Linked DNA regions of Homo sapiens: region 1 is linked to region 2. A link is a contact called in ENCODE Hi-C or POLR2A ChIA-PET data. All regions are on one chromosome and are shown on one strand. The core of a region is the stretch at or near the end of the contact, and the rest is flanking DNA. Distances in the headings are between cores, read along the strand shown.

Region 1 (2,709 bases), core at 153-2,652, 1.1 Mb before region 2:
GAACCTGGGAGGCGGAGGTTGCAGTGAGCCGAGATCGCGCCACTGCACTCCAGCCTGGGCAACAGAGCGAGACTCCCTCTCAGAAAAAAAAAAAAAAAAAAAAAAAAAGAGGCATTTTACTATTTTATATTGGGTAAGCATGGAAAAGGAGGCAAACTAATTTATTTGAGTGTGTAGAGAAGAAAAAGCAAGTTTTCCTTAACCATGGTAAGGTTCATGGCTGAGACTCCTATAACAAAATACAGATTAACAAGAGAAAAGCATACAAATTTGTGTAATATAAGTTTTACATGATGGGGAGTCTTCCTAAGGAAATGACCCAAAGAAAAGTCTGTGTACTTTTATGCATAGGTTTGAGAAAGTGGATAGTTGTGCAGAAGTATGATTGAACAAAGCGGGTATGATCTCACGGTAATAAATTGGGGGCATGAGATTAGCAAGACCTGTTTGTTCAGATTATTCTTGGTGTCCCTGTGTGACATTCCTTCCACCCTGATATAGGGCAGGACACCTGCCACATGAGGGTTTTCAAGAGAGATAAGAGGATGACCTTCCTAGGCTTTATGGCCTGCTTCAGAGACGGGTGAGGGAGATGTGACAGTGGCCTTCCAGTATATGCTGTTTTCTCAACTTCCAAGGTGCTATGTTTGGGGGTTGGGTTTCCTATGCCATATCAGTGCTTACAGTATGACAAGCAGCATGATGAGTGCTTTACAAAGCCTGCACTACATGTCAGGTAGTTTTTACTCATTTGTAAAATGAGCAATCTTCATTTTAGAAAGACTGACCAAAGGCCCAGTCATACAGATAGACGGTAGAATCCGGAATTGAAACTAGCTTCCTAAGCTACAATGGAGTGAAGCAAAAAAAGGAACTAAAACTAGGTCTAGGCTGGTAGGCTGGGTGCAGTGGCTCACGCCTGTAATCCCAACAATTTGGGAGGCCGAGGCAGGTGGATCACGAGGTCAGGAGATCGAGACCATCCTGGCTAACACGGTGAAACCCCGTCTCTACTAAAAATACAAAAAATTAGCCGGGCTTGGTGGCGGGCGCCTGTAGTCCTAGCTACTTGGGAGGCTGAGGCAGGAGAATCACTTGAACCCGGGAGGCGGAGCTTGCAGTGAGCCGAGATCGCGCCACTGCACTCCAGCCTGGGCAACAGAGCGAGACTCCGTCTCAAAAAAAAAAAAAAAAAGATTTTGAAGCATATGTTTCAACAGAGCAGATGGAGAAAGTTACGTCAAACGTCTTGAGAGGAGGACATGGAATGCCAAACACAAGGATCTAAAAACGGTAGTGGTGCTTTAATCCCACTGCCTTGGGACAGTGACGGAAATCAGGGACAAGAAGAAATACATTTCTTGAATTGGGCAGCTGAAAACCTAAAAAAATCGCTATCAAGTCCATTTATTTGTGTGTGTACATTTATTTATTTGTATTATTATTATTATTTGAGATGGAGTTTCGCTCTTGTTGCCCAGGCTGGAGTGCAGTGGCTCATCTCGACTCACTGTAAGCTCCGTCTCCCGGGTTCAAGCGATTCTCCTGCCTCAGCCTCCTGAATAGCTGGGATTACAGGCACGCACCACCACGCCCAACTAATTTTGTATTTTTAGTAGAGATGGGGTTTCTCCATGTTGGTCAGGCTGGTCTCGAACTCCCAATCTCAGGCGATCCGCCCACCTTGGCCTCCGAAAGTGCTCGGTTTACAGGCATGAGCCACTGCGCCCTGCCTGCATTATTATTTTTTAATGAGACGGGGGTCTCACTATGTTGCCCAGGCTGGTCAGTAACTCCTGAGCTCAAGCAATCCTCCTGCCTCGGCCTCCCAAAGTGCCATTTATATTTTATATACTCTAAAGGACCATGGGGCAGATACAGCACAGGCGGAAAGTCAGCTTTGAGTTAAGCCTGTTGGAGATGTAACAATACCAGGCAGAAACCCAGAAAGATGGGGCGTAGGGCTGGGTGCAGTGGCTCCCGCCTGTAAGCCCAGCACTTTGGAAGGCCAAGGCAGGCGGATCACTTGAGACCAGGAGTTGAGACCAGCCTGGGCAACATGGCGAAACCCCGTCTCTACCAAAAATATAAAATTAGCAGGGCGCTCACCTGGAGTCCCAGCTACTCAGGAGGCTGAAGTGGGAGGATCGCTTGAGCCCGGGAGGCGGAGCTTACGGTGGGCCGAGATCGCGCCGCTGCACTCCAGCCTGGGTGATAGAATGAGCCCCTGTCTCAAAGAAAAAAAGAAGGAAAAAAAAAAAAAAGAAATGGAAGCAGTGTAGGACCGAAGACGTCTGGGACGGAAGCTCACCCCCAGGAAGGCCTAGGGAGAGAGGCACCGGCGACGTGTCTGCACCACGCGTCACCGGCACGCGCGGTCCACACTCCAGCGCCGGGTCTCGCGAGAGCCCCAAGCGCGGAACCGAATCTGCAGGCGCGCCACTCTTTGCCTGCGGCACCCTTCCTCCAGTTCTCAGGGTGATGGTCGCGATAGTTGCACCAGCACATGAGGGCGAAAACCTCTTGTGCTGCCTCCCCGTGACTGCCAGTTCCCGGACCACGTTCTCCCCAAGAGCCCAAGAAGGGCAGACAGCCAGGCGCGCTTGGCTGGTCTCGGGAGGAGGAAGTGGCGGAAGTGGGATTTGGGAAACAATCCTGGAGTCGGTGTGCTACGCATGCGCCGAGGGAAGCGGCCAGGCGGGTGGAGGC
Region 2 (2,793 bases), core at 209-2,708:
CTCCTTAGTTTTTAAGCAATTGGATTTCAATTCAACCTGCATTTGTACTTAGGGCACATTTGTAGTTTATGAGTATGATACTGTTTAAATTCTTTTCTATTAAATCCCCAGAACTTTTTCATATTAACTGCTAATAAACTGCTCTTCCATCTTAGGTGTGTGGATCAAAAGCAGGACCTTTCATTCTACCTCTTTGGTTTTGACCTCGTGATTCAACCTGGGACTTAATTTTTTTATTTTTTATTTTTATTTTTTGAGGCAGGGCGTCATGCTGTTGTACAGGCTGGAGTGCAGTGGTACAATCTTGGCTCACTGCAGCCTCAACCTCCCGGGCTCAAGCGATCCTCCCACCTCAGCCTCCCAATTAGCAGGGATCACAGGCACACACTACCACACCTGGCTAATCTTTGTATTTTTTGTAGAGATGGAGTTTTGCTATGTTGCCCAGGCTGGTATTGAACTCCTGACCTCAAGTGATCTGCCCGCCTCGGCCTCCTAAAATGCTGAGATTACAGGTGTGAGCCACTGTGGCAACCTGGGATTTTGAAATAGAAACTCTTCTATCCAACTGACTCTCTCTCCCTACTTTATTAATCATCATATATTATAAGCTCATCTTCTATGTTTTCATCCAAGTTACCCATAAGACAGAGGGAAAAAGACAATTTTTTAGTAGTTGCTTTGTCAACCTAACCTCTTCTCTCAACCATATTCACTTACTCACAAGGATATAAATGTACATCTTGTTGTGTGCTGTGATTAAAAATCAATATATTCTATGTCTATGGCAACTCCATGAGCTACCAAACTTGTAACTCCCTAAGCTACCAAACTGGTAACTTTTTTTTTTTCTTTTTGAGACAGGGTCTCATTCTGTTTCCTAGGCTAGAGTGTGGTGGTGTATTCACAACTTACTGCAGCCTCAACCTCCTGGGCTCAGTCGATCCTCCCACCTCAGCCTCCCCAGTAGCTGGGACTGCAGGCGTGCACCATCACACCTGGGTAATTTTTGTATTTTTTGTAGAGATAGGGTTTTGCCATGTTGCCCAGGCTGGTCTTGAACTCCTGAGCTCAAGCCATCTGCCTGCCTCAGCCTCCCAAAGTGCTAGGATTACAAGTGTAAGCCACCATGCCCAGCCCAAACTGGTAACTTTACTGAAAAAGAAATGGGATAAATTAGGCAAGTTACTTAACTTCTATAAGCCCAAGTTTCCTCATCCATAAAATGTGAATATTTGTTCTACTCCCTTTACCAGGTGGTAGTGAGGCTCAACTAGTATAACAAGACATTTGAAAATGCTTTGTAAACTTAAAAAAATTTTTTTTTGAGATGGAGTCTTGCTCTGTCGCCCAGGCTGGAGTGCAGTGGCGTGATCTCAGCTCACTGGAAGTTCCTCCTCCCAGGCTCAAGCAATTCCCCTGCGTCAGCCTCCCAAGTAACTGGTGGGCACTCATCACCACGCCCGGCTAATTTTTGTATTTTTAGTAGAGACGGGGTTTCACCATGTTGGCCAGGCTGGTCTCTAACTCCTGACCTCAAGTGATCTGCCAGCCTCGGCCTCCCAAATTGCATTTTTCTTTCCCTCCCTGCTCTCTTGGGCTACTCCTGTCCATGGGGAGCTCCCACCCACCCTGAATTCCTTTGGGTCTTATGGTCTGGTCCCACTTATCAGTCACTTGATTGCATGTAGCTTTGGTTTTTGTGGTGTATTTCTCCAGCTCACTATACATTCCTCAAACTCAAGGTAGAGCATATCTAATACATACTTTGTATTTCTCACAAGTACACAGTGCTGACTGGGGGTTTCAGAGTCCTAAGACAGAGTCTGAAACACCCTGGGGACTAGATGAGCTGCCTTTATGCCACACAGCCTTGAAAGGGAGGGGACTGTGTCAGGGTAGTCCAGTGAATCACCCTGTCTCATTGATGAGTGTAAGAAAGTAGAGGCTCTGGTCAACCTGGACTTAAACTTTCCATTGTGCTTCTCAGGGGATACAGCTGTAGCCTGCCAGACTGGCATTTTCCCTAACAGCTTTCAAATGTCACATTCCACTATAACATACTCACACACAGAAGCTGTTCTTTCTTTGTCTTCATTTTGAGAACACTCAGAAAAGTTTTTATATTTTGGAAAGACCCCTTTCATTCCCCACCCTTGAGTTTTCTGCCTTCAGGACGTTAGTTCTTGAAGACAACTCCCCAGAGCACTAGTGGAAAGATGCTGGCAGCTCCTCCAATCACATGAACCTCACATGTTCTGACGCAGCTCAGTCATGCATTCTGTGCTGGAGCTGCATGATGTTTGATTAGGCAGGCAGGATGCTGGCAAACCCAGTGCCTTTTCAAACTTTAACTTAGTACACTTTTCTTGTAGTTTCTCTTTAGATTCTCATAAAAACACAGGTGAAAGTTTGTACTTGACATAGGGAAAAAACACAAGTTGTGCATCTAAAAATTCTGCCCCAGAAACATTATATCTGCCATTTATGTGACCTTTTGATTTATAATAAGCAGATGCTGAAATTCTAAAATTTCAAAATATTTTTAAAGAATTGCTTAAAGATTTTTTTTGAATTTAAAATGTTTATTTTTTAAGCTTTTCAAATACAAGAAGAATATAAAGAAAAAAATTACCCATAATCTCATGACATTGACAAAGATAGCCACTGTTATTGCCATTCTAATTTTATAGTTGAGAAAACAAAGGAGAGGAAGAAAGGAAAGAAAATGAGCTTTTAGGGTTTTTTTTCTCAACTTTAAGAAAAAAACTCCTTAGAGGGATCCCCCAAAAT

The links. A loop is a pair of places that touch in the nucleus more often than their neighbours do. ChIA-PET counts read pairs that join two places held with the same protein, here RNA polymerase II (POLR2A). Pooled maps may share reads with other maps.
Region 1: a loop to region 2 is called in a pooled map, with 5 times the contacts of the local background. The contact joins two enhancer-like sites. A Hi-C loop is called at or near these places in 2 of 50 pooled maps. POLR2A ChIA-PET finds 5 or more read pairs at or near these places in 2 of 52 experiments (GM10248 and activated B cell).

Annotation. Positions count from the first base shown.
Region 1 is chr9:6,681,389-6,684,097 of GRCh38, reverse strand. No RefSeq gene overlaps it. Among named protein-coding and RNA genes, the nearest start is that of LINC02851, 22 kb to the left of the region's middle. RefSeq lists enhancers at 372-631, 2,200-2,319, 2,390-2,679, 2,145-2,709. Within about 2 kb of position 1,402, at least 41 of the 41 ENCODE cell types and tissues checked have a DNase peak (open chromatin) inside an H3K27ac peak, as active enhancers do.
Region 2 is chr9:5,582,521-5,585,313 of GRCh38, reverse strand. The region is part of intron 1 of INCR1 (interferon stimulated noncoding RNA 1); the gene reads left to right. Among named protein-coding and RNA genes, the nearest start is that of RIC1, 45 kb to the left of the region's middle. Within about 2 kb of position 1,458, at least 8 of the 41 ENCODE cell types and tissues checked have a DNase peak (open chromatin) inside an H3K27ac peak, as active enhancers do.